Linked DNA regions of Mus musculus: regions 2, 3 and 4 are each linked to region 1. Evidence: chromatin loops called from intact Hi-C (ENCODE). Cell type or tissue: heart. All regions are shown on one strand.

What was found. A loop is a pair of places that touch in the nucleus more often than their neighbours do. Peaks named below come from ENCODE experiments on the same cell type or tissue, not always from the same donor. Only the 100,000 strongest peaks of a DNase experiment are listed, where the experiment ranks them.
Region 2: a loop joins it to region 1, with 2.2 times the contacts of the local background. A loop is called at or near these places in 6 of 42 quality-filtered maps.
Region 3: a loop joins it to region 1, with 2.9 times the contacts of the local background. A loop is called at or near these places in 2 of 42 quality-filtered maps.
Region 4: a loop joins it to region 1, with 6 times the contacts of the local background. A loop is called at or near these places in 36 of 42 quality-filtered maps.

Annotation. Positions count from the first base shown.
Region 1 is chr1:127,456,109-127,464,108 of GRCm38, forward strand. Mgat5 (mannoside acetylglucosaminyltransferase 5) reads left to right here. Exons shown (of 18, transcript NM_145128.3): 14 at 3,728-3,874. Gm41947 (a long non-coding RNA gene) reads right to left here. Exons shown (of 3, transcript XR_001779393.2): 2 at 7,636-7,762. Among named protein-coding and RNA genes, the nearest start is that of Gm41947, 19 kb to the right of the region's middle. In heart, a CTCF peak has its summit at 3,096 (motif pointing left); a DNase peak (open chromatin) is centred at 2,973; H3K27ac peaks cover 675 bases.
Region 2 is chr1:127,101,701-127,109,700 of GRCm38, forward strand. No RefSeq gene overlaps it. Among named protein-coding and RNA genes, the nearest start is that of Gm41945, 81 kb to the left of the region's middle. In heart, no CTCF peak of the experiment used is centred here; no DNase peak of the experiment used is centred here.
Region 3 is chr1:127,379,691-127,387,690 of GRCm38, forward strand. It overlaps Mgat5 (mannoside acetylglucosaminyltransferase 5), which reads left to right. Exons shown (of 18, transcript NM_145128.3): 7 at 3,231-3,302; 8 at 5,078-5,239; 9 at 7,653-7,822. It overlaps Gm51746 (a long non-coding RNA gene), which reads right to left. Exons shown (of 6, transcript XR_003948718.1): 6 at 7,766-7,844. Among named protein-coding and RNA genes, the nearest start is that of Gm23734, 8.6 kb to the left of the region's middle. In heart, a CTCF peak has its summit at 4,467 (motif pointing left); no DNase peak of the experiment used is centred here.
Region 4 is chr1:127,007,744-127,015,743 of GRCm38, forward strand. No RefSeq gene overlaps it. Among named protein-coding and RNA genes, the nearest start is that of Gm41945, 13 kb to the right of the region's middle. In heart, a CTCF peak has its summit at 4,310 (motif pointing right); no DNase peak of the experiment used is centred here.

The sequences.
Region 1 (8,000 bases):
TGTAGGTGTATATGTATATACACACATAGGTATACAGGTGTGTGATATAGTACTTCCCCCTATATGTGAGTCTCTGGGTTTAAATACCATTGCATAAAAAAGTAATTAATTCAAATGTCTGAAGCTGAAATAACTGTTGGTGAAGTGCTTGTCTCCAAGCAGGAGGACCTGTGTTTGATCCCCCAAAATCCACATCTAAAACACTGGATGTAGTGGTACTCACTTCTAATCCCAGCACTGGGGAGATGAAGGCCAGTGGATCCCTGGGGCTCACTGGCCAACCAGCCCAGCTGAAATAGATAGACCTTATCACAGAAAACAATAGGAAAAAACTGAGGAAGACACCACTCTGACCTCTACACACACATACATCCATGCGCACATAACCACACGCATGCATAATAGATGTGAATGAAACTGAACAAACCCAGTTCAGCTAAGCCAGGAATGGTTAAAAGAATCTTCATTGGCTCACTAAGGGTTAAAACAATTCTCTTTTTTTTCTTTCAAAACAGAGAAAAAAATCTCAGTGACTGTGTCAGGGTGCCCCATTCCTTGCTATGAATAAAACATGTGCTCCTTTGTCTGATCTTCCTTGTCATAATTTTAATTTTGGAGCCTGTGATCCTTCTATTTAGAAACACTCATTGGTGGAATTGGAGTTGTGACCATGGAGATGGCTGACATCTAGAATATCCTTGTTAAACTCTGACCTTCTGAAGAGCAGGCTTAAGCCCATACAGTATGGCCAATTTCCCATGGAATTATCGAACCTTAGCACTCGAATGGTTTCTTCCTCCAGTCTTTGTGCATGTATGTATGTGCATACACAGGTATGCAGATGTGTACAGCCATGTGAATTTGTGCTGAGGCTGGAAGACGACAGCGGGTGTCCTGCTCTACAATGCTCTGCCTTATTCCCGTGAGGAACCTGGAGCTCAGCCGGAGACCAGCAAGCCCCAGCAGTGTCCTGTCCCCACCCACACAGTACTGGAGTTGCAGGAGCATGTGACCACACCCAGAGTTTTACCTGAGTGATGAGGATTCAAACTCAGGAACAAGTAGTGTTGCCCACCAGGCTCTCTCCCCAGGCCTGGTTGCTTTCTTGTCTTGCATTTCTCTCTTCTGTGGTAAAGAAATTTATAGGGGTATAGTGGAAATAAATATGGGCTCCTCAGAAAGAAAGGAGACAAGAGACAGAGGTCGGGGAAGGAAGGGAGGGAGGAAGTGCTGCAAGTAGGCACAGTGATGGATCAAGAGAAAGGGCAAGGGGACATGGTGAGGTGTGTGAAAGACTGTCTGTGGGCAGAAGCTTCTGAGTGGAGATGCTGAGTTCTCTCTACCTAGGCTGCGCTTATTCAACTCTTAGAGATGCTATGCGACCTTCATACATGTGCTCCATTGTGCTGTCACAGGTAATGAGTACATAGGAACTAAGGGAAAATTGCTTACTGACAGCTGATAGAAAACTGTTATTTCAGTGTTTCAAGGACATACGTCAGTGCATGTCACCTTAACTAGTGTGACAAGAAAACTCATTGCTAAGAAATGGTGTGGCGTTTGCTTAAGAGTCCTTGACAGATGGTGATTGAGGCTTGGGGAGCTGTTGCAAAGTGTTTAGTGCTGCATGTATGTATGCATATGTGTGTGTGTGTTCGCATATATGAAAGCAGCTACATGAATGCCACACTGTGCATGTGAACATCAGACAAAAACTTCAGGTCTTCATTCTCCTCCCCAATCTTGTTTGAAATGGGGTGGCTACTGTTCACCATTGCGTATGCCCAACAAGCTAGCCTTCAGGCTCCAAAGGATTCTCCCATCACACTGTAGGAGCCTGGGATTGCACATACATGCTCCTGCATCCAGCTCTGTCGGGCTCTGGGGATCTGAGTTCAGGTTGCTGATGCTTGCACAGCAAGCACTTCTTTGCCCACTGTGCTGTCTCCCCAGCCCCCTCAAGTGTTTATGTGTACTGAGATACTCTGGGCCAGGAGGGCCTAGGAGTTGGTGCAAATTATTATTCAGATATAATTAAACTTAGGTCACATTTGAGTTCATCAAGCAATAGCCGCTCATCCTTTATTTAGTAGATTCAGATTGGTTGATCTAAAAGGAGATCACATGGCCCACCAGGATTCTCTGTTGGAATGGCTAAGGCATGTGCTGCTCCCATCTCTCCCAGGGTTGTTTATGACAGTGTAGGGTTAAGGAGGCTATCAGCACTCCTTGGCAGACACAATGCTCAGAGGTGGAGAAACACTCTGGGCTCCAGCATCTCTCCTTAAACCTGCCAAGACCCTGCCTGTCTTGCCTAGCACCTTCTTCTTAGAGTCGAAAAGAGCCAGAGTGCCTGATGCAGTCCTGTGTCCGCAGCTGTTAGGGTCAGGTCTGGGCCCTGGCAGCCCTAACATGCACGGCAGGCTCAGCCATGTTTCCTCAATGGGTCAACAAAAGAGGTCAATGGCAGTGAAGAGCAAAGAGAGTTACATTGTAGCCACACTGGGGAGAGAAACAAAGAAAGAGGTCTAGTGCCTCCCAAGTTCATCTTTGGAGTTCTGACACAGCGAGGACAAGCAGTGTTCCCACCACTACCACCCCTGCCAGGCCAGCACCAGACAACTCTTCTCCCAGTGTGAGACTCAGGGGAAATCCCAGTTCCGTGGGGCTCCTGGTTTCTATGTCTGGTTGCCAAAGGGAGGGGCACTAATGTCTCTTTATCTCTAAAATATCTTCATTCCAGCCTGAATGGCTACATTACTTGGTGGAAATGACCTGGGTCTTTCTGAACACGAGAGAGCAAGGAACCTCAGCATTTGCCACCCTACCTCACACCCACCAGGCACGAGACACCCATGTCCCCTTGTCACTTGGTGTGTTTAAGACTTGGCTTCTGCGTGTGGGCATAGAGAGCCAGGATTGGACCCTGCCTGGTGACTGCCACTCACAGCACACTGTCCCCTGTACCTGGTATGCACAGAGACTTGCATTTTGTGCACCTTACAGACCCTTGCCTGAGCATCCCTTTGTCCCAGCAGCTTCGGGCCACTGTGGGCTTTCTAAGGACCGTTAGCTTGTTTCTGCTGCCATCTACCGTCCATCTAGGGAAACTTGAGGTTTTGCTAGCTTGGGAGGGAAACTGGGAAATTGCAGTTTGAAACCTCTGCTCCCACAGAAGAAAAAGCAAAACCAGCCAGCTAGTGGTGTCCCCAGTGAGAACGCTATCATAAAACCCATGTTTACTGACCTCCCAAGGTCGAAAGCAGTTTCATTTGAACTGTAATCAAACCGCCAAGTGACCTTTCTGTTCCTGGCCCCCAGAGTCCCTGAAAGAGCCTGTTGTTCCCTGCTTGAGTGAAGAAACCTTCTGTTTAGTTAAGCAAGTGTTTTTCTAGTTATGTCGCCTGCTGAGTGACAGAAAGAGGATTGTTGGGTCCTGGGTTTTATTGTTGGTTTTGATTTACACTCTTGCCCTCCCTGCCCCTCAGTCCCTGACATTTTTTTTTTCACATCAGAAAAGGAGATGGGAACAAGGCAAGTTCCTTTGCAGGCCCTTGCACATGTTATTCTGCATATCCTGGTATACGCCCCTTCTCTTTGTCGCAAGTCACCCACCTGGAGATCTAAGACCCCTGCAAAACATCAGAGGCAGCCACAGAAACAGACCGCAGGAGCTGAGAGGCAGTCTGACTGGTATCTCCATGTGATGTCTTTTCCTGTCTTACAGCTGTTCGTTGGGCTCGGATTCCCTTATGAAGGCCCAGCTCCCCTGGAGGCCATCGCGAATGGATGTGCTTTCCTGAACCCCAAGTTCAACCCTCCCAAAAGCAGCAAAAACACAGACTTCTTCATTGGCAAGCCAACACTGAGAGAGGTGAGTATCTCTTTTATGCTTCTGGGTTTGTGTGTGCATATGGTCCTCCTGTGTGTGCATGCATGCACACATGAAGGTATGCACACGTGTACAGACATGCATGTGGAGGCCAGAGGTTGAAGTGAGTGTGGGGTCTTCCTCCCTCCATCTCCACTTTATCCACTAAGCCAGGGTCTTTCCCTGAACTCAGAGCTCACTGATTTGACCACTCCGGCTCTCCAGCTTGCTCTGGGATGTCATGCCCACCCTGCATCTTTGGCGTGTGTGGAGGAGTTCCACACAGGTTCTCATGCTCACACAGAGAGCTCCTGTCCTTTGAGCAAAGCCTCCAACTCCCACCCTAACTCTGCTTCTCATGATCCTGGGTGTCCTGGTCTAATCCCATCTAACAGCTAGAATGAGTGAGGAGGCCACGGGGAGTGCTTGCTCGCCTCTCCACTGTACCTGGTGAAGAGCGAAGGAACTGTGTCCAGTGATTACTTGGAGAACATCAGCCTCAGAGTTAGAGACGTGGCTTAGTCAATAGTAAAGCACTCGCCATACACACTAGTTCCCTAGAACTCAGTAAGAGGCTAGGCATGATTGCAGACTCTTAAAATTCCAAAACTGAGGAGGCAGAGACAGGTGGATCCCTGGGAGTCTAGTTTTCTTTGTGAGTTCCAAGCTGATGAGAGACATTGTCTCAAAAACACAATTAGATGTGCCTGAACAACACCCAAGGTTGACCTAGTCACTGTAGGGGTATGTACACACACACACATACAGAGAGAGAGAGGGTGGGGGGAGAGGGAGAGAGAGAGAGAGAGAGAGAGAGAGAGAGAGAGAGAGAGAGAGAGAGAGAGAAGAAGGAGGAGGAGGAGGAGGAGGAGGAGGAGAAGGAAAAGGAGGAGAAGGAGAAGAAGGAGAAGAGAAGAAAGAGGAGAGAGGGAGGAGAGAGGGAAGAGAGAGGAGAGAGGAGAACATCAGACCCCAGAGACAAGACATCATAAATGATGAAAGCTGTGCCTGAGTCTTTAGCCCACCCTCAGCCCACCGTGCTGACAGCCTGTCCCCTCACGGCCAGAGCCTGTCACAGGAGCCTTGTTCCACTTGCCTTTGCAGATGCTCTTGAAACCTGCGGTGGGTGATGAGTCACCCTGGAGCAGTGCTGGGATTCATTTGGGGCGATAAGCATAAGTCATTTACAGCTCAGTGTGGGTGATGAGTGTGGCAAAGGCGAGGAGGATTCTGTGTCTGAACAGACACAGGTGTGTGCAAGATACCATGAGATTGGCTTCCTTGTTATGTCTGGGTACTTAGTGACTCTCCTGGCTGCTCATGCATGGGACATTAAAGCAGGATCCCTCGGGGCCTTTGCCTGGGAAATCACAGCGTTGGAAACGCCTAGTGTGACACAGCAGCGCCTTCTCTAGAACATTCATTTTCAACTCCGTTGCTTTCTTTCCCCTCTGGGTTACTTTTCTGACCTTGTACCCCAAATAGTACATCAAATGTAACTCTTCCCTCTGTCTCCTCCACATTTGATCTGTGGCAGTCTTGATGAGATATCTACCTAGATCCTCTGCCTATTTTTTAAATGGGGTTTGTTCAGGGTGTTTTGCTATGGAGTGATAGACACTCCTTAGGTATTTAGGGTACTAACCATCTAGCAGACATAATTTGCAAATACTTTCTCTTCCTCTGTATGTTAGTGACTCTCTTGGTGCATAAAAGATTTAAAAGTTGGAGCTGTGGAAATAGCTTCAGTCGTTTACATGCTTTCACACAAGCAGGAGGATCTAGTTCAGTCCCTAGAATACCTAAAATAAAATAAAATAAAATCTAGGCATGAGAGCACTCCCTTGTAATCCTAGACCTGAAGGGAAGGAGATGAGCAATCTGGGGCTTGCTGGCCAGCCAACCTAGCTCTCTTGGCTTGCTCCAGGCTAGGAGGAGACCCTGTTTCAAAGAACAAGAGGAATGGCCCTTGAGGAGTAATCTGAAGTTGAACTCTGGCCTCCATATGCAGGAATACACACATACACATGCATAGATACACCTACATGCACACACGCACTAGGGGACACTCCTGAACATGCTCTACTACCTCATGCCCAGGGAATGGTGTCCCATGACAGTGCCCAGGTCAGCCAGTATTGAAGACGTGCACATTGTCCTCCATAGTTGCTGTCATCCACCCATGTGACTGTGCTGAAGGTGGGGAGGGCAGAAGAGACCCTGAAGTACCCACATGGGCTGCACCCACATGGGGTGGTTCTGTCAGCCCTTAAATGAGCCCACAAGCAAAAGAGAGTGGAGAGTCCCGTCAGTGGCTGCACATATGACCTCATCCAGATGACCCCCTAGTGATCCCACAGGAGTCTAAGACCCCAGAGGGAGTGGACAGAAGCTGAGCCTGTCCACACACAGCCTGTGGTCCTAGCTGCTGTACTGGGGTGTAGCAGAGTGCTTCCCATTTTTTAGTAGTTCCATATCTGTTCTGTTCTGCAAGCATGAGAGAGCGGCTGCACCATCAAGGTAAATGATAGCTGAGCAGGGCCGGATGGAGACAGAGCCTCCTTGGTAGAATGCTTGTCTAGCATGCAGAAGCTCTGGGTTCAATCTCCAGAATACCCAGGATGGGTGTGGTGGCTTACACCTGTAATTCCTGCATTTTAGAGGTGGAGGCAAGAGAGTAAGAACTTCAAAGTCATCACTGGCTACATAGCAAGTTCAAAGCCAGCCTGAAATGCATGAGACCAACATGAACACTAAGGGGTGAGAGGGGAGTCGCGCAAAGGAAGCCTATTCGGGGATAACTGAAAGGGCTTGGGATGGGCTTTAAAGAGAAAGGAGAAGTGGGAAGTTCTAGTGTGCTTGAACAAGGGAGAGCCAAGGTTAATTTGCCTCATACTGAAGAGTAACATCTAACAGCTTTGAGGGGGAGTGGTGACCTTGATCTTGTGGCAAAGAGGCTCACATGCCCTGCTGTCACAGCTCTCAAAGGCCTCCCTATCCCCTTAACCAAAGATGCTTTTAATTAGAAAAGAGCTGCCTACAAGTCTACAGATTTCTAAGTCAGAAACCGCTAGAGTATCAGTTCTTAACCTGTGGGTCTTGACCCCACAGGGGTCACATATCAGATATTTACATTATAATTCATAACAGTAGCAAAATCACAGTTATGAAGATGAAGTAGCAAATAAATACTGTTATGGGGGATGGGGGGTCAGCACAACATGGGGAGCTGTATTGAAGGGTTGCAGCATTAGGAAGGTTGAGAGTTTCTGGTCTGGAGGGAGCTGAGGAGCGGCTCAGGGGTTAAAGCACTCAGTATTCTTGCTGAGAACTGGGGTTCGGTCCCAGCACCCACACCCAGTGGCTCATAAACACCTGTAACTCCAGTTCCAGGGGATCCATGCCCTCTCTTGCCTCTCTGGATACCAGGCATGTATCTATTCACTACACATACATGCAGAAACTCACACATACACATTTAACAAACAAACAGATAGTTTTAACACTTCAGGCACAATGGCATATGCCACGAGCATGAGGAGGCAGAAGAAGAAGGCAGAGAGCAAGCAAGAAAGCTAGTGCTTGCTCTCCCTCCCTCTCCTTCCCTCTCCTTCCCTCTCTCTCTCTCTCTCTCTCTCTCTCTCTCTCTCTCTCTCTCTCTCACTCCCTCCCTCTCTCTCACTCCCTCCCTCCCTCTCTTTCTCATACACACACAGACACACACATACACAAACATAAACACACAGAGAAATGATCTCTCTTACCTCAACAGATGAGTAAGTTGCACGTAGTACTATATGGTCTTTGAATCCATTCAATGCTTTCTTTTATACTGCCTTTCATACACAGACATTGATCAAGGTCGGTTGTCTTCATTTCTCTTGGCCTTAACTTGAAGGAAAGGGGAAAACTGAGATTCCAAAGTGCTAGTTTACCTTTGTGTTTTTGCATCAGACCACATGTTCAAAGCATATTGGCTACTCAGGGCAGAGAAGAAAGACCCAGAATACCTTGAGGAGTGGAATTGTTTCATTATACTTTAATATGAATTAGATTTTTATCTTTATCCTGGGGAAGCATATTAATAGGAACCTATTAAGGGAGCACAGAGTCTCCTTGGAGGTTCTAT
Region 2 (8,000 bases), 350 kb before region 1:
GAACTCATTATGTAGACCAAGCATGACTGGAATTCACAAAGATCCTGCTGCCTCTGCTGTTTAGCATTTGATGTTTGTGTTGGTTTGAATAAGTATGGCCCATGATAGACTCATGTGCTTGAAAGCTTGGCCCATAGGGAGTGACACTATTAAGAGGTATGGCCTTGTAGGAATAGGTGTACCCTTGTTGGAGGAAGGGTGTCACTGTGTGATTGGCTTTGAGGTCTCTGATGTTCAAGCCATGCCCAGTGTGGCACACAGTCTCCTTTTGCTGACTGTGGATCGGGATGTAGAATACTAACCTACCTCCAGCACCATGTCTGCCTGCATGCTACCATGTTTCCTCCCATGACAATAATAGACTAAACCTCTGAACCTATAGGCCAGCTCCAAATTAAATATTTTTTATAGGAGTTGCCTTGGTCATGGAGTCTCTTCACAGCAATAAAACCCTAAAACAATGGTCAAAAGGGATTTTACCCAGAAGATGAGTTTGAAAGCCACAAATAGATAAAAGAGAACTTTTTCTTTCCTAGAAAGGTTATTCCTCTGGCAGTGACTAACTTGTGTTTAGAAACAAGTTCTCTCATTGACCTGAAACTCCCTGACTCAGCTAGGCTGGCTGGCCTTTGAGCCCCAGGGATTACCTGCCCCACCTCCACAGTGGTGATATTATAAGCATGAACCACCATGGATCACTCTTTTTGAAAATGTGTGTTTGTGTGTGTGTGTGTATGTGTGTGTGTGTGTTCACATCTGTGCAGATGCTGAGAGAGGCCAGAAGAGGACACCAGAAGCCCTGGAGCTGGAAGTAGTAAGCTGCCCAACATGGCTCCTGGGAACTAGGACTCCTTGGAAGAGCAGCAAGTGCTCTAAACTGTAGAGTTCTTTCTCTGCCACCCTGACTCTTTTTATGCAGGCTCTGAGGATCATGTGCAAGTTCCCATTTGCAACAAAAGTAACTTTAGAAACTGGGCCATCCTCCTAAGCCATGATAATATTTCTGAGACTACTGTGTTAATCATAATATTGTAAATCACTGGTAAAGTGACCTTTTGCAACCAGAGTATCTTTGTAAAATGAGGCCACGGATATTTCCTCTTTTGTAATGTCACCTTGCATAGTTCAGTTGAAAATTTAAATCTTTAATTGAAAATCTTTATCATGGGGGATACTCCAACACTGGGTAGATTCACTAACAAAACACCAAATATTTAAGAAATAAGAAAATCAACCTTATATACTCTGCACCAGATTGAAGAACTAAGAATATATGGAATTTATTTAAATTTTTAAAAAATGTATGGGTATGTGTGTATGTGCAGGTGCCTGTGGAGGCCAGAAGATGGTGTCATATCCACCAGAATTGGAGTTACAAGCAGTTGTGAGCTGTCTGAAGTGGGATTGGGAACCAAACTCCCCGGTCCTCTGCAAGAACAGAAAAGTGCTCTTAACCCCTGACCCATCACTCTTGCATACAATTTTAAGGCAAACGTTATCCTGATATTGAAAGCTACCAAAGCATTTTATGAAAGAAAAACTATAAAACGAGATCCCTTATGAACATAGATACGACTCCTTCTTAAATGTTTTAATTTTTTCTTCTCTCATATTTTACACCCTGAACACAGTTTCTCCTCCCAGTCCCCTTTTTCACGTCCCCTGTCTGCCTAGCCCCCCATTCACTTCTCTTCCCTTCAGAAGAGGGCAGGTCTCCCAGGGATGTCAACCAAGCACAGCATCTCAACTTACAGAAAGACTAGGCACCTCTTCTCATGGTAAGGTTGGATGAGGCAACCCAGGGTCTCAAAGGGTCTCAAAAACAGGCAAAAGAATCAGAAACACCCTGCTCCCATTGTTAGGAGTCCTGCAAAAAGACTAAGCTACACACCATAACATATATGCAGAGGGCCTAGGTCAGACCCAATATAGGCTGCTTGGTTGTCAGTTCAGTCTCTGTGAGCCCCTGTGAGCACAGCTTAACTAATTCTGTGGATATTCTTGTGGCCTCCTTGACCTCTCTGGCTCTGAGGTGTAAGAGTCGTTCTTAATCAGCACACTAGCAAACACAACCAATTTGGCAAAATCTCTTCAAGCTAAGACTTGTTTACCCAGTGGCTTGGCAGTAAAAAGATTCTGGGTCTATTTGACAGGCCTGAGTGCCCTCGTATATAATGACAAGTGTTCACAGTAACAGGGCATGCTCATTACATCACTGTTTGTGTTAGAAGATTGGAGACAGCCCAAGTCTCCAACAATAAAGGTCTCATTATATAGATTACTCCATAGTGGACAATGGGACACTGTACAGCAATAATGACAGAAGTCTGTATTGACATGAGACATCTCTAAGTTATATTTGATATATTTCAAAAATCCCAAATACAGAGAAGTGCTTATGTTATTCCTACTGTTGTGTTCCAAAGTGTACAAGTAGGAGACTAGGGAGATGGCTCAGTGTGTACGTGTGTACTAGACCGAGGCCTCTTGAGTTCAGATGCCAGGCATCCATGTCAAAAAGCCTGCTGCAGAAGCACACACATGCAAGGCCTCCTCTGGAAAGGCAGACAAAGGAGGATCCCCAGGGATCTCGGTCGTCAGTGAGCTCCAGGTTCAGTGATAGGCACAATCTCAAAAAACTAGATGAAGTTTAATAGAGGAAGTCACATACAGTCAAACCCTAGCCCACCCCCAAGTGCACACACACACATGTACACACACACACACACCTCACACCAGACTGATATTTCCATTCAGGCTTTAATATTTTTATTTCCCTATCTACTGCCTCTACTAAAAACAAACCATGAAACAGAAATTGGCAGCAGAGAGTTTTCTTCACGTCCAGGCTCAGGTAAATGGGAGTGAAGAACATGTGGCTCAGAGAAAATCTCCCCCGGGGTTTTTAAAGGGGAGGAATAGCCAGGGGGGTTTATGAAACTCTTGGGTAGAAAATATGGAGTTTTGGACATTTTTGTGCTCCCTTGGAAGTTTAATAAGTAAAGACAAGATGTCTTCCAGAAGGCAGCACAGCAAGTGAGAAGGAACTCTCTTGCAAGTGATTAATGTGAACAGGAGCCCTGGAGGCTTCCTTTACCCTGGGTGTCAGTGCTCAGCTGAGGAAAGCCCTCACGCCAGGTTCACCATCTCTCCCTCACTCCTGGTATACTGCCTTAGTCAGGGTTTCTATTCCTGCACAAACATCATGACCAAGAAGCAAGTTGGGGAGGAAAGGGTTTATTCGGCCTACGCTTACATACTGCTGTTCATCACTGAAGGAAGTCAGGACTGGAACTCAAGCAGGTCAGAAAGCAGGAGCTGATGCAGAGACCATGGAGGGATGTTCCTTACTGGCTTGCTTACCCTGGTTTGCTCAGTTTGCTTTCTTACAGAACCAAGACTACCAGCCCAGAGATCGTCCCACTCACAAGGGGCCCTTCCCCCTTGATCACTAATTAAGAAAATGCCTTACAGCTGGATCTCATGGAGGCATTTCCTCAACTGAAGCTCCTTTCTCTATGATAACTCCAGCTGTGTCAAGTTGACACAAAACTAGCCAGTACATATACCATCTCTCCCTCACTCTGGGACACCATCTCTCCCTCACTCTGGGACACCATCTCTCCCTCACTCTGGGCTTTAGGACAATGAGGGAAGCTGCTTTAAAAACCAAGATCAATTATCCCTGAGGAATGACACTTGAGATGGTCATCTGGCCTATACACCCAAGCTGGTATCTTTAACAGCTAAGAGAGCTTGTTGCTTCTACCGAGGACCTGAGTTCAGTTCCTAGAACCCATATAATGTGGCTCATAACTGCCCATAACCCCAGCTCCAGGGGATCTGACACTGTCTTCTGGCCTGCCTCACACACAGGTGCATATCTACACTCAGATGTGCACGCACACACATAAATAATTTTTAAGTTTGTTTTTCACTTCCATCTTTCTACCTGTCTACATTTAATACAATTTCCAAAATGAGGATTCCATCCCTCCCCCTTCATGATACACTATTGTTCCTTTTTCATGTTGGTTTTATTTATAACTTGACTGTTCCAAAATGTATTTAATGTGGTTTTCAGCCAAACAACTATACAACAAAGTTAATGAACCAGAAAATCTGTCTCTACAACAAAGAGAGGAAATGACAAAGCTGGGGGCTGGTGGAATTCCAGATAGAACTTGGTAGCTTGGAGGGTGAGCTCACATACCTGTTCCATCAGCCTGCGTGCCAGTGGATTGGATCTGGGTTGTGAGTCACAAGAGGGAGAGAACCGGTGCTCGGATCTACACCTGCCTGGGGGCTGATTGGAGAAAGCACTGCAGATCCCAGCAGGAAGCATGCTGTGTAGCTAGCTGTGTCATAAATAAAGGAGCCGCTTCAGACACCATAGCCAGCCCAGCCAACGCCATCCAAAAATATCTGCCAGGCTGGGAGATGGCTCAGCAGGGAAAGTGCCCGCTGTGCGAGCGTGAGGACCTGTGTTTGGATCTCAGTGTGGCAGAGCACACCCAGAATCCCAGCACTGGGGAGACAGAAACAGCCCTATTTCTGGGAGCTCAGTGGCCCACCCAATCTAGCCAAATTGATGATCTCCAGGTTCAGTGATAGACTGTCTCAAATAAACAAGTAGGAGGGAGCTGGAGAGATGTCTCAGTGGTTAAGAGCACTTGCTGCTCTGGTCAGTTTCTAACACTCATCTTGGGCAGCTCACAACTATCTGTAGCTCCAACTCTAAGGGATCAAAAGTGCTTTGTGGGCACCTGGGCCCAACCAAGTACACATACAAAGACAGGCACAAATACACACAATTTAAAAATATAAACAAAGGAAAATTAAGGGTTCGGGGTGGAAGAGGAAAATATCCTGATCTGACATTGACTTTAGCCTCTGCGTACACACACCTGAACAAAATACTCTCGTACACACACCTGCTACACACACACACACACACACACACAGACACAGATACTCACAGACACACACATCGAGACTCACAGATACACACACACAGAATCATATCTGAATATAGTATTTTACTGGTTGGTTTAAACAAACAAGCTTTGGAACATTAAATCAGATAGTGAAAGCTAGCATGGGGACAGTTTAGAAAGTAACCGATTGTTCTCCACTTCATGACTGTGCGTAATAGCAGAGAGAGATTGGTATCTGGATCAAGATCTGCCCTTCTGCCTCCACACACATTTCCATTGTCCTTTCTTCTGATGCTGCGTTTTGTTAAACACAACAGACTCTACTTCTCCACCCATCCGGATGCATCTCATTGTCTACTAGAAAAAGAAATATGAATTCCATAAGCAAATTTAAAGCTCTCAGTAGTGAGACCACATACTGTGGACATCCATTATTTTCCACGTAAACTAGCAAAGCTGTGCTCAGCCTAATGGGGTACACTGAGGCAGAAAATTTCCGCTAAAAGTCAGGCTAATGGAAGAGTTTGGTGGACAGCATCAGGAAGGCAATGCATAGCTAGGTTTATAATGGAGCCCCCAACAGGGGAATATTCATTACTTTACAAAGAATGAGTGGCTGTTAGAAAGACCCAAGCAGTCCAGGGAGATGGCTCAGTGGGTACATGGGCTTGATGGCTAGTCTGGCAGCCTGAGTTTGATCCCCAGAGTCCACACAGTGGAAAGAGAGAACCATTTCTAAGAAACCATCCTCTGACCTCCACATGCACACCGTGGCATGTGTGTGCTTACATATACATCATGCACACACACACAAACACAGACACACACAAATACATAAAAGCAAACCCAAAACAGGTAGGATTTGATCATGCTGGGACACAGAGGAATAGGAAGAGGGGAATCTGCCAGTGGGCATGCCAAGGAAGACACACGAGCCAGGATGGAGAATGGAATGGGTTCTTTGATGTAGGATGAGCTGAGTTCTGCTCAGGGCTCTGAGCCTGGCAGGGCTACTGGAAGACAGCCAAGCTCCTTCCCCGCAGCGCTCCAGCTGTCTGGCAACGCTGCACTGTCTGAGGTCCCAGTGGCATGGCAACAGGATGGGACTAGAACTGTCCCATGGGAAGCTCTGCACCAGTGTCAAGCATCGATGAAGACTGATTGGCATGTGACTGGAAGGAGGGGCTTGGATGGACTATGAGAAACTTGGAGAAGGGTTTTCACTTTATTCTGAGGAAGTAAAGCTGGCCATCGGGCATTTTAAACTGTTGTATTTGAGTACTCAGAAAACATCTTTAAGGAGCACTCTTGAAGGAGTCAGGAAGAGAAAGTAGAGAGATGTGGTAGAAAGAGAAAGGGAGGCTGAGGGCAGAAAGACAAGAATTCAGCGATCAGGCAAGTACGATCCTTTGGCAGCTGATCATGATAGAACCTAGTAATGACAGTCAAGCCATTGGTGAGACTCTATGTCACAGAGGCCAGTAAAATTAGTGACATGGATACAAGCGGGCAAGCCAACAAGTCTACAGATTCAGGTAGTAACAGGAAGTAAAGAGCGGGTTGGGGATACAGCTCCATTGGTAGAGCACTTGCCTAGAATGCATGAAGCCCCTGGGTTCTGTCCACAGTACTGCCTAAGCTGGACGAGGTGGTGAATTCTTAGAATTCCAGCACCAGGGAGGTGGGTGCAGGAGATCAGGAGTTCAAGGTCATTTTTATCTACACAGCAAGTTCAAATCCAGCTACATGAGACCTTGTCACAAAACAAGAAAAAAATGAAAGACACACAGTGTGCCACTGAATAAGGATGGGGAAAAGGAAAGATACTCTTCAAGACAAGAAGGAGATGGTTTTGTGATGACTGCCATTTCAATTATATAAGACACCATGTGTGGACCTTTACGTGATCTGGGATTTGTTGATAAGTCCGGCTCTTGATAAAGATGGAGGAACAAGTACATAGGCACTGTCTGGAAGTCACTGACCTAAGTGTCTTAGCTTTCAGCAGTGATAGGTGGTGACTGTCACCACAGGTCATGGGGACTCAATATTACAACTAAAGATGCAGAAATTAATAAGCTAAAATATTATATTTTCCAGTGACATCAGTGACTGGTGGACACAGGACACGGGATCTAAAGGGACAAAGTGTCCATGAAACATGAGGGAGCCTCTCCATAATAAGATGTGCTCAGGGCTGGCTGTCACTGTCTCTGGATTTGTCTCCTGAGCCTTGGAGCTGCTTTGTAAAAGATCTAGTCAGTAGGCCTTCAGAGTTACGAGGAGAGACCACAAGTTTCTACAAGCCTCGTGGATTAGCCAGAGAGATTGGAAGCTGTGAGAGCTTTAAACACACAAATGTTTCTTCATGTCAACAACTTCTCCCTATGTGATACTTGTTGGGTGTGCATCACAACAAGGGCACCTGACTCAGGCCTGACAGCAGGGAGACAGCCCTCACAGTGGAATGCAGAGAGTGCAGGAGCCAGTTAGAAACAGGACTGCAACTCACATAATATAGGACCTTGACTCACACACACACACACACACACACACACACACATTTAGTTGAGATGGATGTGTGAAGTGTGAACACTGAAAGAGTTTTTATTGATAAATTAGGGTCTGCAGAACTGGTTCAAAAGATAAAGTGCTTGCTGTACAAGCATGAAAACCCGACTCTGAACCCCACGCATGACCTATGTAAGAAAAACACTGTGGGGGCAGTACATGCTTGTAATCTCAGCACTGAGAGGGGAAGATAAGGAAATGCTGGGCTTGCTGGCCAGCCAGGCCAGATGACTTTCAATGCTCCAGGTTTAATGAGAGATCCTGTCTCCAAAAAAAAAAAAAATGCAAGGAGAACAATTGAGGGTGATCTATTACCTTGGTTTCTGGCCTTCATTTGCACCGGCATGCATGTATATGGACATCCGTACACACATGTATACACACATATATGAACATGTGAAGACAAGTAGAGATGAAATTAATAAATTAGGCTTGATGAGAAATGAAAACCTTGAGCTGGAAAGATGGCTCAGTGGATAACGCACTTATCAT
Region 3 (8,000 bases), 76 kb before region 1:
AAATTTTTTTTGTTTTCCCTCTTATTCCCACAGGATAATTGGTTTACATATAATTTAATTATTCCATCAACTAGTTATCCCATCCTTGCGGTGGAAAACAACCTCAGCCCACTCTCCCTTTGTGGGTTAAGGTCTTTATCTATTTTTCCACCATTCCAATCTCATGCAGAGCTGAAATTTCTGCCTAAAAGCTCAATTGGACCACTCTATTTTCCATATTTGCAGAGATGTCCTTGGAGGCAGCAAAGGAGTAGCTAGTGATTTAGAGAAAGAAGAACTAAGAAAAACGGTCAGCTCACAAAAGGAATTACAGCCTTGAGAGTTCTCAAGTGAAGTCCTATTCTAAATCACCTTGGACTGACTATGTTTTCATCAGAGTGAGACCTGAGGGTGGAGGGATGTGAGGGAGGGCATTAGCCATATCCGGGCACACCACAGTTGGTGGTGGTTTTCTTTATTCCTCGTCTTGCTTCATCTTTTCCTATTATATTCTTCATGGGGAGATATTTTTTTCTTATCCTGACAGGTTCCTATATAGGCTTCACTTATCCAGGGACTGTGGAGATGTCCTGTCAGTCAGGCATCTGCTGCTCACACAGGAGGATCTGAGCTGGGCTCTCCAGCACCTACATAAGCCGCTGACTCCAGGGCCTGCACCTGCAGCGCTAGAGCAGGGCAGGCAAAACAGGTGGCTCCCTAGAGCTTGCTGCCCGGCTGAATGAATGAGCCCCAGGTTCACTTACAGAAAGAAAAGGGGGGAGGGGGAGGGAGGGGGAGGGAGGGAAGGAGAGAGAGAGAGGGAGAGAGAGAGAGAGAGAGAGAGAGAGAGAGAGAGAGAGAGAGAGGATGAAGAGTAATGGAGGAAAACATCCAACATCAACTTCTATCATCTGCATGCATGCACATGTGCACACATCTACATATACAGACACACAAACAGGGAAACATACATATATCACATAACAAAGACAATTCAAGTGGGTGAGGATAAAAGTAATTTTTAAAAATGAACTTAGTTGTGTATTTATTTGTAAGGGTTCTTGACATCATGCTGTGTGTGTGTGTGTGTGTGTGTGTGTACATACATAACACTTACATGCATGGCTGAAGGTCTAGCAGTCAAGCCCAGGACCCATCTGAAGCTTTTGTATTATAAATCTGCTTCGTAGGGATGTTTTATTGAGTCCATTTACTAAAACTGAATTGGTGCCAAGTGAATCAGTCTGGCCCAAGAGCAGGAAGCACGGATGTGTGTGGCGTCCCTGGGACTGGCTGAAACGCTGGGCTTAGTCAGGCTGCTCTTCTGCTCCCTTTTCCTGAGCGGTGGAGCTGTGTCTGGTGCCTTTCGTAGTCACCCTGGTGAAGGTCCACGGTGATTTAAGCCGTGGGCCTCAGGCAGCTTAGTATTCTCTCTTTTTATGAGTGAAGGCATTGCACTTTCCCCAGGGGGAGAGTTTCTGAGTAAGCGCGGTCACTCACAAACAGTCACCCAAGTCTAATTTTACTCCACAAGAAGGGGGAATCTTGCACTTTCCCTGCCACCCCTGAAGCCTTGCTGCCCTGAGCTCAGCTGCTTTCTCACCAACAGCAGATGGCTTTATGCAAATATGGCCAGTTATTTTCGGTCACAGTAAATACCACCTCGCATTATGAGTAACTTCTAGATTACTGAAACTGACATGTTTCTTTGAAAACCTACCCAAACCTGAAAGACAGATTTTCTTTTTTTTCTGATTGATCTGCCAACCCAAAAGACTACAGTTCCCCTGAGTCAGTGACTTCCTAAACGATGCTCCTCTGTAAAATCTTACCTGCCGCCCTAACTGAAGAACAGTGATTTCTGGTGCCAGTTCTTGAGCCATCCTTAGTGATGTTGTATGAGTTAATAAAGGGATAACCATGCCAGCACTGAGATTTTGTAGCTATTTTAGATAAAGAGGCCAAATGTCAGAGTCACCCAATGGATTTCTTGTTTTTCCTTTCCTAGAATTTTTTATTTTAATTTTGCATGTGAGATCAGCTCCCTTGGAAGCCAGAAGAAGGGGTCAGATCCCCTGGAGCAGGGGTTCCAGGTAGTTGTGAGCTGCCCCATGTGGGTGATGGGAGAACTGAGCTGTGTCCTTTGTGAGTTCTTCAGTCTCTCTTAACATCTGAGCCATGCCTTGAGCTCCTTCCTAACAATGATTGCTTAATAATTGCTAATTGCTAATCAATAATTATTAATCAACTATTATTAATTAATCAATTATTAATCTCTGGTAGCTTTTCTTGAAGAAATATATATAAGCCCAGTCTTTCTCCTCCTTCCTTTCTTCCTCCCCCCAACAGTCAGGTGTGTTCAGCCTGTGCCTGTAAGCCACAGATGCTCAAGAGAACTGTGAATGCAAGCTCACACAAAATTATAGACTTGCTTAAAGCATTATGGAGTGTGTGTGTGTGTGTGTGTGTGTACTTTGTAGTTGCCTTAATGTTAGAAGGTTGGACACAGCTTGTGTGCAGACAGACCCTTCTGTGGAAGAACTCTTGTAAGATCACTGAATAGATATGTAATCCATTTCTATTTTGCTGTTGTTAGAGACAGGGTCTCTTGTAGTTCAAGCTGGCCTAGAACTTGTTATATAGCCTAGAACATCTGATCTACCTGCTGTCACAACCTGGGTACTGGCATGACCAGTGTGAGCCACCAGTCCTGCATTACCCATCTTATTTCTTGAGGCAGTGTCAGGCAAATACCCAGAAAACAAACCTTGACTAATTAGCATTAAACTATGGTTTGCATTCCTGATCCTCAAAGCAGAGAATAATTTTTTTTGGCCTGAATGCCATCTGTTCCCTTTAGACACACCTGAGCTGATCACAAATCATCTGTGTCCACTTGCTGAAGGGTACACGGTGACTCCTTCACACTGCCATGCCCCTGCATAAGTGTTCAAATCTTTTAACCTCTTGACAGAGGACACTTCTTCCCTCTTATGGAAGAGTAGGGATTAGTTGAGGAAGAAGTCACTCCCTGTAACATAGAACAGGTTCTTAAGACCTTGGCTGAAGGTTTCTGCACCTTAGAGGGCACCTACATCTGGCAGGAGTTTGGTTCCTATCTGGATAATAATATCCCGTATAAACACCATGTTCCTTGTGCGTTGGAAGTGGTTCTCAGCCCTCTTCTTAGCCGTTTGTGTCCACTGAAAGATGAACCAATATACTTAGTGTTTCTGATTTATCTCTTTCAGGTTGAAAATTGGTGTCCTCGTTTACCTTGGAGAGCAAAAAATCCCTATGAAGAAGCTGATCATAACTCATTGGTAAATGACTTTGGAACTCTTCTTCCACTTGTGCGTTTAGGTCTGATGTTAAGTGAGATACACACAGCACCTTTTGGAAGTGCCAGCTGAAATCTCAAGTCTAGCTGGCCAAATCATACACCGGTTAACGTAGATTTATTTATTGAGCAATTCTCTGAAGGTCCCTAATGAATGGGGCCACAGAGAGGAATGGGCTTCAGTGCCAGATGTGGAGGCCTTGGGTGATCTAATGAGGGGGCTGGCGGTAAATAATGACCAGGCCTGTCACTAGGCTCTAGCGCCTGCTAAGGAAGATTAATGAGGAAGGATGGTCTCAGCTGCGGAGGTCAAGGGAGATTCCATAGAGAAGATGATGAGCTGAATTTAAAAGGACAAGTCGTGTTCTCTGTGCCATTGGGAGAGAGGCATGTCTCCATGGGGAGTCCGTCTTTCATATCATACTGCAAGGTTGGGTGGGCAGGGTCAGAGGTTTGAAGATACAATTAGGAAAATAGGAGGGGACTCCAGAGACCTTTCGATGCTATCTTGAAAGCTGGGGCATTTTCTTTAGACTATAGGTCAGCAAATCCTTCGTTATTTTTTTAATGTTTTGATTTGCATGCATATGTTCTTTTCTGCATGGGTTTATGTACACCATGTATGTGTCGGGGCCCACAGAGGCATGAGGAGAGCATCAAATCACAGATGCACATAGGTGCTGGGAGCTGCACACCACTCTCCTGCCAGAGCAGGCAGCACCCTTAACCACCGAGTCTCCTCTCTAATTAACCCAAAGCAGGCACTTCCTATAAAGGGGCCAATAGGGGTAGAGTGCATACCTAGCATGTCAGAAGCCCTGCGTTCAGTCTGCAACACGGTGGACACTGGACATGGTGGGCCATGCCGCTAATCCCAGTGTTTGGGAGGTGGAGGCAGGAGAATTAGAAGTCATGGTCATCCTTGGCTACATAAGAGAGTTCAAGGCCATCTTGGGCTACCAGAGACCCCATCATGTGCAAAATAATAGGACTAGTGAGATTGGCTCAGCAAGTAAAGGCACCTGCTGCCAAGCCTACAGACCAAAGTTTGGTTCCTGAGGACCCACATGGTTCACAAAGAGAGGCAATGAAGATTAGACAATGATCATTCATTTCTCATCTTATTCTGGAGCAAAGGAGGCCCCCTGGTGACCTCAGAGTGTTGGCTGGCAGGTTGGAGCCAGGGATACTTTTTTCTTAGTGGTCAGCTGCTTAGCAGACAACTCCAAGACACAAGTGCACTTAGACACAGGGAGTTTGTAGGTGCATCGTGTATGCTAATTGTGAGAACTGGACGTCAGCAGAGCTCTGGCTTCCTTTCTCGGTCTCTGATCTCTTAATGATGCCCCCTGTAACAACACATCAGCAGTCAGGGGCCATCGTTTCAACTTGCAGCCCTAGCAACTCTTGCTTATTAAAGTATTTTAATTATACTCATTTTATGTGTGTATGCATGTGTATATGGGCATGTGCTTGCCAGGATGACCATGTAGAGACCAGAGGACAACTTAGAAGAGTCGATTCTCTTCCTTCCACCGTGCGGGTCCTAGGGATTGAACTCAGGTCATCCTCAGGCTGTGGAACAAGAGCCTGTCCCTGCTCAGCCATCTTGCCGGCACCCACCCTCGGTACAGAGTAAAGATGGGCTTTTGAAATCCTGGATTTAATTGACTCTCAGGTTTAAAAACGAAATCATTTTGCTTCCTACTTTTTAATCTTCTGCTCCCTTTGCTACATTTCTTTCGTCTTCCCTGCTAGGCGGAAATCCGTACGGATTTTAACATTCTCTACGGCATGATGAAGAAGCACGAGGAGTTCCGTTGGATGAGGCTTCGGATCCGGCGAATGGCTGACGCGTGGATCCAAGCTATCAAGTCTCTGGCGGAGAAACAAAACCTTGAGAAGAGGAAACGGAAGAAAGTGAGTTTGTTCATTCTGTCCCTTCACGTGCCTGCTTTCTGTTAAACATTGATTTTGCTTGGAAACATCAGGAAAGGAGATGCCATGTGTCAAGTGACATCCCATCGAGGTGGATGAGCTCAGCCTCCTGGCCCCGCCCTGAGGGGCCCGCCTTTTCCCATACTCATGTCTTCCTCTGTCCCCTGTGAATGTGACACAGGAATACACTTCTTCATACATGGCTCTCTGTACGCCACCACCACCAACACACACACACACACACACACACACACACACACACACACACACACGGGATGGGTGGGGGGGTGGATCTTATCCACTATGACTTATTCCTAAGCTTTGGAATGCTTCTGATTTCAGAAACCAGATATGGGGGAAGGGACAATTCTAAACCATGTGCACTGAAACAGTGGCCAAAGACCTGGAGTCGTGGCACACACCCTTAATTGCAGCACTTGAGAGGCAGATGCAGGCATGAATTGGAGCCCGATCTTCAGAGTGAGTTCCAGGACATCTAAGGCTCTGTTAACACAGAGAAACCCTATCTCAAAACAAAACAAAAAAAAACAAAACAAAACAAACAAACAAACAGTGACCACTATGTTAACCTATACATATTTTTCCACAGTAAGAAAAGAATTATATGGTCAAAGAAGAGGGAGGGAGAGGAACAGAGTGGGTGTGGCCAGCATAGACACCAGACTTCAGGACTTCATACCTGTCGATTTGACACTAGAACCATTTACATAGGATGAAATTTTTAATTTAAAAAAAGCCATACCTCACTTTTTTCCCATTGTTTACTTTATCCTATTTTGAATTGTTCATTTTTACTTTATTTTATTATATTTTAGATTCCTGTTTATGAGAGAAAGAGAGGATGTAGACTTGGATGAGTAGGGAAGTAGGAGGAGCTAAGAGGAGGTGCAGGTGGAAAAACCATAATCAGAATGTATTATATGAAAAACATCTATTTCCAATTTTAAAAGAGAAAAAGAATAAAAGTGTAAAAAAAAATCATAAGGAAAATGAAGCAGCCGAGCTGACCTGGTAAACCTCAGTTCTGATGCAAGCTCACGAAGGGGGGGGGGGGGGGGCTGCTGTTTCTGCAGAACACAGTAAATGAACAAAATGAACAAAGAACACTTTGAAAAAAATGTGACACTCTTATCACAATAGTCTTCTTCTAGAGCCATTGTGAACATCAGAGTATAGAAAATGACTTACTGTGTGCCTATCTTTGCAAAGTGGAATTTTCATTGTAAAAGAAAGTAAATAACCAGCAAAAGATGGACGATAATATCTGAAGGTATATAAATACATGGTTATATATATTTATACACACATACACACACACACACACAGAGAGACACACACATGTTTGAATTGGCACTTCCAGTAAGAACCCATAGTTTACTCTGTCTTTGAGGGAAAATGAAGTTGCTAGCCAGGGCCATCGCAAAAGGCTCCAAATAGCAATTACGTAGAGTCCCTAGAGAACTGGCCTTTGATCTGTAATGCTGTGTGCACTAGGTGGGATAAGTGATTCTTGGGGAAATGGCTCATTAAGATCTGAGACAGAAATTGCACTTGATGAGCTTAGGACATCTTCTTCTATCCAAGAGCAGAAAAGCTACCAGAGGCTGCTAGGATCCTGGCCAGAGAATGGAGGTACCCACTGAGCAGGCTCCCTACCGCCAAACTGGGTTGGTTGAATAGTCAGAAACCAAGGTTCATTGAAACATGAAATATGCTTATTTTCATGGAATTATATTTTAAAAGCAAACAAATCTCACAGATCATAATTAGACTGTGCTTCAGCAACAGAATTGAGGGCTGGGCAGAGAACTCAACTGATAGAACTTGCCACACAGCCATGTCCTGAGTTCTCTGCCCAGATCTCACATAAAAAAGCCAGCTGTAGCAGTACATGCTTGCAAGCCCACCGAGGAGCTCCCTGGGACGCACTAGCCAGCCTGTCCAGCCGGTTCCATTTCCTCTGCACTGGAGTTACAGGCATGTACCAGTTGCATCCAGGCTCTAGGGATTCGAACTCAGGACCTCATGTTTGTTGATCAGATTCTTTCCTGATTGACCCAGCCATGTACTCCATTTTTAAAAACCATGTTAATCTGTCTATAACACTCATGACTCTACCAAGAGCAGCTAATGGTTTTATTATTTATCTAAAACAGTGGAAAATTATTTCCTTCCTTGTTTCATACCTTCTTTAAAAATGGCATACCCCATCCTGAGACTCTAGTGGTTTCTTTGGATCTGGCTGACTCTGTTGTGGTATGCACAGGACCTTAGCATGGCTGACTCCTTTGTGGTGTGCACAGGACCTTCACATGGGCTTTCTGAGCATTTTGAGCTTGGCTCCAGAAGTCAGTGTCTCCTCTTTGTTTCGCAGATCCTTGTTCACCTGGGGCTCCTGACCAAGGAATCGGGCTTCAAGATTGCGGAGACAGCATTCAGCGGTGGCCCTCTGGGTGAACTCGTTCAGTGGAGTGACTTAATCACATCTCTGTACCTGCTGGGCCATGACATCCGGATCTCGGCCTCACTGGCTGAGCTCAAGGAGTAAGGAAATTACTTCTTCAATCTGAAAATCAGAATACAAAAAGGAAACAGTAAACTTGTAAAGCCCCTCTGTTAGTGTGCAATTTCTTGTGGAGGGAGAAGGAGAGTGATAATTCGCTAAACAGGCGATAAGAAGATTATTTTCAGGAGCTAAATACAAACACTATGAAAAGGATAA
Region 4 (8,000 bases), 450 kb before region 1:
AGAAAATTCTGTTCTAACAGGATGGAACACATTTTTCAAAAATCTCTACAGAGAGACAACTTCACAAACAAATAGGGTAACATGCAAAGATGGAAACAAGAAAGGAATTGATAAGGTGACTTGTGGTTTTTAAACAGACCAATGACAGAAGACATGGATTACCTACAACCATGAATAAAATTATCATAAGAAGTCCTGTAGCAAGAATGTGGCTATGGACATGCAATAAACTCAACAGATTTGAGGCTCTGGAACACTATAAAATTAGATCTAAGGGAAGGAAGGAAGGAAGGAAGGAAGGAAGGAAGGAAGGAAGGAAGGAAGGTGAAGAAAGAAGAAAGGAAGGAAAGGGGAGGGGAGGGCAGAGGAGGGGGTAAAAGAGATGGGAGGGCAGAGAGAGAAAGAGAGAAGAGAAGAGAAGGGGAGGGGAGGGGAGGGGAGGGGAGGGGAGGGGAGGGGAGGGCAGGGGAGGGGAGAAGGAAGAGAGTAGGAACACGGAGAGAGAGAGGAGAGAGAGAGAGAGAGGAAGAGGAGAGGAGAGGAGAGGAGAGGGGAGGGAGAGGAAGAGAAGAGAAGAGAAGAGAAGAGAAGAGAAGAGAAGAGAAGAGAAGCGAGAGGGTAGAGAGGAGAACTGGAGAGAGGGAAGGCATGAGAAGAGGGAGCTGCCCAGTAAGTTCCTGAATGAGTCGGAACACCACCTGGTTCAGCCAGTTATTGAAGGAAGATGCTGTTTCCCTGCAATGCTGACTCCATACTCCCTTCCCCCATATCTTCCTGTCAAGGGGCAGCCTGATTAGACAGGAGGGGGAAACCTGCTTATTCCAGCCCATCCTCTCTCTTCAAGGTAATGAGTTTTCTTAGGGAGACAGTTGTTCTTGGTACCCACCCTGGGACCGGGTCTTTTTTACATGGGGAGGGTAGGCCCACCTGCTCACGTGTTATAGGTTAGGGTTGGGGTGCATATGACTATGGATGTACCTGCCCAGTCCTGAGCCACCTCTATAACTATTCTTGCATGAATGTGGATATTCTTAAGAGATGCTTGTGCCCTTCTCCTTGGCTCGAAGATTATTGAAACAATGGACCTTAAGGAATTGAACCCCCTCCATCAAGAAGAAAAAGTCTGAAGCCTGGTGTCATCCTGAGAAGGGACTTGTCTCCCAGAAAAACATCCCACACTGTTTTCATTTACTCTTCTTTGTCTGGGCTCTCAAGTCATTCTGAGGCTACGTGAGGAGAGGAGAGTTGAGAGAAGGTCCCTGGCCTTCTGGAAAACTCCCATGCTTTGCTTTCCTTTTTTAAATGGCTCAGTCTTTAAGAGCCCTTGCTGCTCACCAGAGGACCAGAGTTCAGTTCCCAGCTCCCACATTGTGCAGCTCACAATCATCTTGAACTCCAGCTCCAGGAAATTCAATAACTCCTGGCCCCTTAAGATCCACACTTGCAAAGTGCATGTATTACACATGCACACCCTCTCACATAGCCAAAAATAAAGTAAATCTTTTTTTTTTTTTATGATAGCAGAGAAGCTGTGGTGACTGGCTCAGTCGATGAAGTGCTTACCATGTAAGCAAGTTAAAAAAAAAAAAAAATAGATGGAGAGACACATGCCTGTAACTGCAGTGCTAGGTAGAGATGGGATGGTAACCAAAGCTGGTCAAATCACCAAACCTGTGATTTGACCACCAGGGAAAGAGACTATGTTAAGAATTAAAGTGGAAAATGACTGAGAATATACCTAAGGTTGACCTCTGGCCTCCATGTACACACACACACACACACACACACACACACACCACTTACAAAGTTGTGTAGCTACACCCATACAGAGAAGGCTCAGTCCAAGGTTGGCCTCCCATGGCTGGCTGGCTCTGAAGCAGATGGCCCAACAGGCCTCTCTTGCTCTAGTCCTTCTGCCGCTGGGTACCATCAGGACCTGGACACTCAGCTGTCTTTACAGCACAGGCAAGTCACTGAAGTTATTTAGCCTCCTGTAGACCTGGGCATCCAGAGAGGTGGAATTGTTTCCCTCTAAATTGTTTTCTGCTGAATCAAATCCTACTTCACACTCTGGGTCGGAGAGCTGCCAACCCAGCGTGTCCATCACTTCTGTTTTCTGCTTGAGTTTCATTCACAGTCAGTCTGCCGAAGGTCTGGGAAGAAAGAAGGAAGTGCTGATTTTTCAACTGAGAATAGCTCAAATTACCAGGGGACTCCTTGGTCAACCTACTGTTCCTGCAGACTTCAGGCAACCAGCCTGGTGGATGTGTTCTATTTCAATTATCCCCAAGGAAACCTTCCTTCTCAGGTGACAGCAGTAATAACCACTTTCCTCTCGGATGCTGTCCACAGCCAGGTCCAAAAAGAGCCAGGCAATTCTGCAGCAGGCTCTTCTCTGAAGAGCTTGGGCCAAGCTGCTATATTCTAGTCCTGGGATCATTTACCTGAACAATTTCAAATCACAAATTAATTCATTCCCAGGGCTGGGGAGATGACTCAGCAGGTAAGAGCCCTTGCTGTATATGCACGAGGACCCGAGTTTGAACCTCTTGTATCCACATGAAAAGCCAGGCTTGGTCACATGCCTGCCTGTGACCCTGCATTGGGGATGGAGACAGGAGGATAGCGGGGGCTTCCTGTCTGTATTAGTTACAGTTTTATTGCTGTGAAGAGACACTAAGACCAAGGCAACTCTTATAAGAGAAAACACTTAATTGGATCTGGCTTACAGTTTCAGAGGTTCAGTCCACTATCATCATGGCAGGAAGCATGGCAGCATGCAGGCAGACATGGTGCTGGAGAAGGAGTTGAGAGCTCTCTACTCCTTGATCCACTGGCAGCAGAAGGGGACTGTCTTCTGCAGGCAGCCAAAAGGAGGCTCTGATTCTACAGTGGGCAGAGCTTAAGCATAGGAAACCTCAAAGCCCACCCTCATAATGACACACTTCCTCCAACAAGACCACACCTACTCCAACAAGGAGTAGTGCCACTCCCTGTGGGCCAAGAATTCAAACACATGTGTCTATGGGGGCCAAACCTGTTCAAACCACCACACTGGCTATCAGCCTATTCCAGATTCAATAAGAGACAAGGTAGGACATGATAAAACAGGACATCTAATGTCCTTTTGTAGCCAGCACATGTGTACACACACACACATATATACCTTTAATGCAGTTTCTCATGTTGTGGTGACCCCCCCCCAACCATAAAATCATTTTCATTGCTACTTCATACCTGTAATCTTTCTACTGTTATGAGTCATACCATAAATATCTGATATTTCTGATGGTCCTAGGAAACACCTGCGAAAGGGTTGCTCAATGCCCAGGCTGAGAACCATTGCTCCCCATTCTTTTCCTTGCATACTCTTTAATACTTCAGTCACAGTACAGCTACCCCAAAGTCTTCTGTAAGTCTGCCCTTCTGTCATAGCGTTCTGATCTGGTTTTGCTCTTTGCTCTCCACTCAGCATTAACTGCTTAATCCGACCCTGGCTTCCCAGTAGTAATTCCCATGGTTCCCACACATGCATATTCAACTGCAGTCAAGTTCAGTGATTAGCGAATGGGGAAAGGAGATTAGCAATAAATCAAAGTCTTAAGGAAACCATTTGTAGCTTATAAGAAGAATGCCCCCATATGCACTGTATTTCAAACGATATTTACATCTGCTCTTGTAGTACAGGACATGAAGTGTAGCCGGATCAAATGCCATTGATCTGGGAAAGACAATAGAAACATAGTGACTCTCAGTGGGCATGTGTCTCTGTAGTGCGGTGTTCTACTTTCACATCTGTTGCTATGATAAAATACCTTGGATAAAAAGCAGTTTAATGAAAAGGGGCTTATTTTAGTTCACAATTCCTGGTTACAAAACATCCCTTCGGGGACATCAAAGCAGCAGGAACTTGAAGCAGCCAGTTACATCACACTCATAGTCAAGAACAGAGAGCAATAAATCAATGCATGACTGTGCTCAGGTCACGTTCTCCAGTTCATTGACCTACATACACATACACACAATAATAATAATAATAACAATAATAATTAATAATAATAATTCAATAAGAGAATTTGCATTGCTCAATGTCAGATTCTCTAGTACCTATTTTGACTCTAGAGCTCATTAATCCACAAAGCATAGGAAATGTATAAAAATTTGCTACCCATTGCATTCACTGGCAAGGACTGCTATAACAAAATGCCACAGACAAGCTGAGGAAACAACGGAAAAGTATTTCCTCGATGTTTTGAATGCTGGGAATCCAGGAGTTAAGTTTCTAGCAGTTTTCACTCTGACTCTTCCTCCAGCCTGTAGATGGCAGTCTCCTCCCTGGAACCTGTGTTCTCACTCTTCTTACAGAGGTAACTTGTCTTGTTGCTCTACTTGACAAAATCAGTTTAAGGTGGGAAAGGTTTATTTGGTCTGGCAGTTTGAGGGCACAGTGCATCTTGGTGGAGAAGGCATGGCGGCAGGATCGTGAGGCAGCTGCTCACACTCTATCTGCACTCCGGAAGAAGAAGGCGGAGGGGAAAGTGACCAGGCCCACATTCAGTGATCTGCTTCCCCCAGCAAAGCACTGCCTCCTGAAGATTCTACCACCTTCCCACATGGTGCTACCAGCTGGGAACAAGGATTTGAACATGTGATCACAGGACATTTCACATTCAAACCACGACATAGGAAAACCGAATGCATGAGATTAGAGGTTATAACAACGACTTGATTTGACTTCGTTGTCCCCCATAAGGACTTCAGCTCCAAATAGTCTCATTCTAAGAGACTCAGTGTTAGGATTTCAGGGCTAGAGATGTGGCTCACTTGGAAAAGTGCTTGCCTAGGACACACAAAGACCTGAGTTTGATCCCCAGCACTACATTAACCAGGCATGCTAGCATACATCTATAACTATAACTAAAACATACATCTGTAACTACAGCACTGGTCAGAAGGAGGCAGGAGGTCAAGGTCATTCTCAGCTACACCAGAAGTTCAAAGCCAGCCTAGGCTAAATGACCCCCACCCCACACTGTGTGGATGTGTGTGTGTGTGTGTGTGTGTGTGTGAGAGAGAGAGAGAGAGAGAGAGAGAGAGAGAGAGAGAGATTGATATGAATGGGAAGGATACAATTCATTCCCTAATGTCCCCCTTTGTATATGAGGCTACAAACCCAGAAAAACTCAACGTATCAGTACTACATTGTATGGTCCAGGCAGGACTCGAACACAGATCTATATGACTCGCAAGTTTCTATATTCAATTGCTATATAATGAGCAGCAGTTAACCCCATTCTCTCTGTCCATTTCTCTTCTATCACAAGATACCCCCTCAAAAGACCTGATTTCCTTAATTGATAACTTCTACTTTTACCTTGTGACCAAGAGCTTGTCTGTAGCTCTGAATAAACCAGTTTGCTCACTTGAAGTTCAGATCTAGGCTAGAACTCATGGCACTAGCTGAAACCTAACCTGCTGATTTAAACATCTGTGGCAGATAATGCCAGTTCCATACCCTCCCTAGCTTGGCATTTCTGTTGCAAGGCATGGCCTACCAGGTCCTAAGGTTAATACAAGGAGACTTCCCAACAATACCCATTCTGTTAATTAACCCCAAAAGTTTACACAGGCCAGATCATCAACTTCCTGTCAACACTTGGCTCTTAAATCTAACCTAAGTCTAACAGGTGTTCTAACAAACCACGGCACAATCCACACTGCATGTTACAGCAGACTTAATTGCTCCAAATTCTGGGAGTGCCCCAACTATTTACTCTGAATAGCTAGCTGCCTTTCACTACTTTGTCTCTTGATAACATTCAATGCCATTGACCATTGACAGAATTGAAGGGGCGGTGGGAGCCATGACAGTCAACTTTGCCACAAGACTGCTTTCTTTCCCTAGAACCAACAGCATTCTGGGAATGATAGGAACTCTACCAGGGACAGGCTGAAGAGATGGTTCAGGGATTACATGCACACACTGCCCTTTCAGAGAACCCGTATCCCAAGCACCTTTATCAGGTGGCACACAGGTGCCTGTGACTCCTGCTCCAGTGCATTACTGATGCCATCTTCTGGATGCCATAGGCACCTGAACTCATCTGTGCACATAATTACCACAACACACACACACACACACACACACACACACACACATGATTTTTAGAAATAAATACTTCAAAAGGCAACATAGCAACGAAATGAGTCACGTGTATGTCTCCTTTACTCCCTTCTTTCTTTTTCTTTTTTGTCCACCTAATAATTTGAATTTAAAAATGTCTCAGAATGGGACAGGATTTTACCCAAAATCTAGAGAGGTGGTACTGTGGGCAATAAATTCTCTTGTCAGCCGTACTTGAAAGAGCAGCATCTGGGGCTTGGGACAAGCAGCAATGTATGTCACTAAGTGACCCGGACTAGCAGGTCATTCTTCAGTGCCAGAATCGTGAGGAAGAAAGGCTGCAGGAACCAGAGAAAAAGGAGATGGAGTAGGTGAACCCCAGACGTCCTGAGCAAGCCATGGTTTATGCCAAGCAAGCTTATTAATAAGTACAGCAGTATATATACTATTCCCAGGGGAGAAGTGGGCCGTGTCAAAGGAAAGCTATATCATATAATGGGAGTAAGTTGGCTAATCAAACAATGTTGCAAAGGGGAACATAGACTATCTCCTGGGTGTCAGAGACCAGTGGCCTTGGAACCAATAACCATAGCTTCTTATCGTGGGAAGAGGTGAGTTCTCAGGATCTACAGCTCCCCCCAGAGCCCTGTTCCCACTGGCTCTGCCAAGAGTATTCCTGATTTTAGAGAAGGAACCTAGTTGTGACCCTTGGGGAAAGCCTTGTATCAGGATCAGCCTAGCCGTCCACAACTGAGCACACACAACCAGTTCAAAGTTGCATGTGGCTCAGGTTGAATGGGTGCAAGAGGTCTTTGATTATCCATTGGGGATTTTCCATTGGGTGCAGTGATTGCCAACCCACTGAGATAGAGAGTTCAAAACACCAATTCTTCTTTCCATAGGCACATAACAGGAGCACATGCCCTGCCAGGCATACAATACCACACACACACACACACACACACACACACACACACACACACACACACATAAATCAAACATAAAATTGAAAACTAAAGTAATATCCTTTCATCTCTCTATTAAAAATTGGAGGAGGGAGAAATAAACAATGGAGACCCGTAGCTAATACCAGAGCTCTCCCCAGCAAATTACAGCAGTGAGCTCACTTTCAGAGGCTTCAAGGCCAATTTTAATAAAATAAACAAAGAAAGGAATTATGTAAATAGAACTCACACACAGAGAGACTGACTTGGGAGGTACCAACGGGAACTAACCCAGATGTTCATTCAGGCTTGATGTGCCCTTGCCAAGCCCTTAGACCGTGCGTTCATAAACTCAGCTGCTCGTTCAAGACCTCTGGGCTTAATGCAAATTAATTAAAGTGCCATGCAGCTCATTTGACCATTATTGAGGTTTTAAAAATAATTAAGTGTGAAGGCAACTGATTAAGCCCTTTCTGAGCTGCTGTAGCTGTTTATGAATTATATAAGTTCCATATTAATGAGAGTCCTCAGTGACTGCAGATTAGCTGGGGGATATTCATTAAGAAGGAATGAAAGGTGACAGGAGCTGTGACATCCTTTTGTTTGCCACTCTCTGACAGCTTTCGGGGAGCTCTAAGTGAAGGCAGAAAAATAATACACTTATAGCATTTTACAAATAGGATAATAATTCCACCCCATCAGATCCTCCCACTAATCCTGTAAGGGTGCCAAGCTGCCACTATTCTCTGTCTTGCAACAAAGAGGGATGAACGAACGAATCAAGTGGTGCCACAAATAAGGGAAGGGGTGAAGTCAGATTCCCTGGCTGGCTGATTCCTGGTTCAGGGTCCTTCCAGAATGAGAGCTTTCTCTGTTACTGCTGCAAGAATTCCTTCCCCGGACAGATGCAAGCAGGCCCCTCCTCCTAAGGT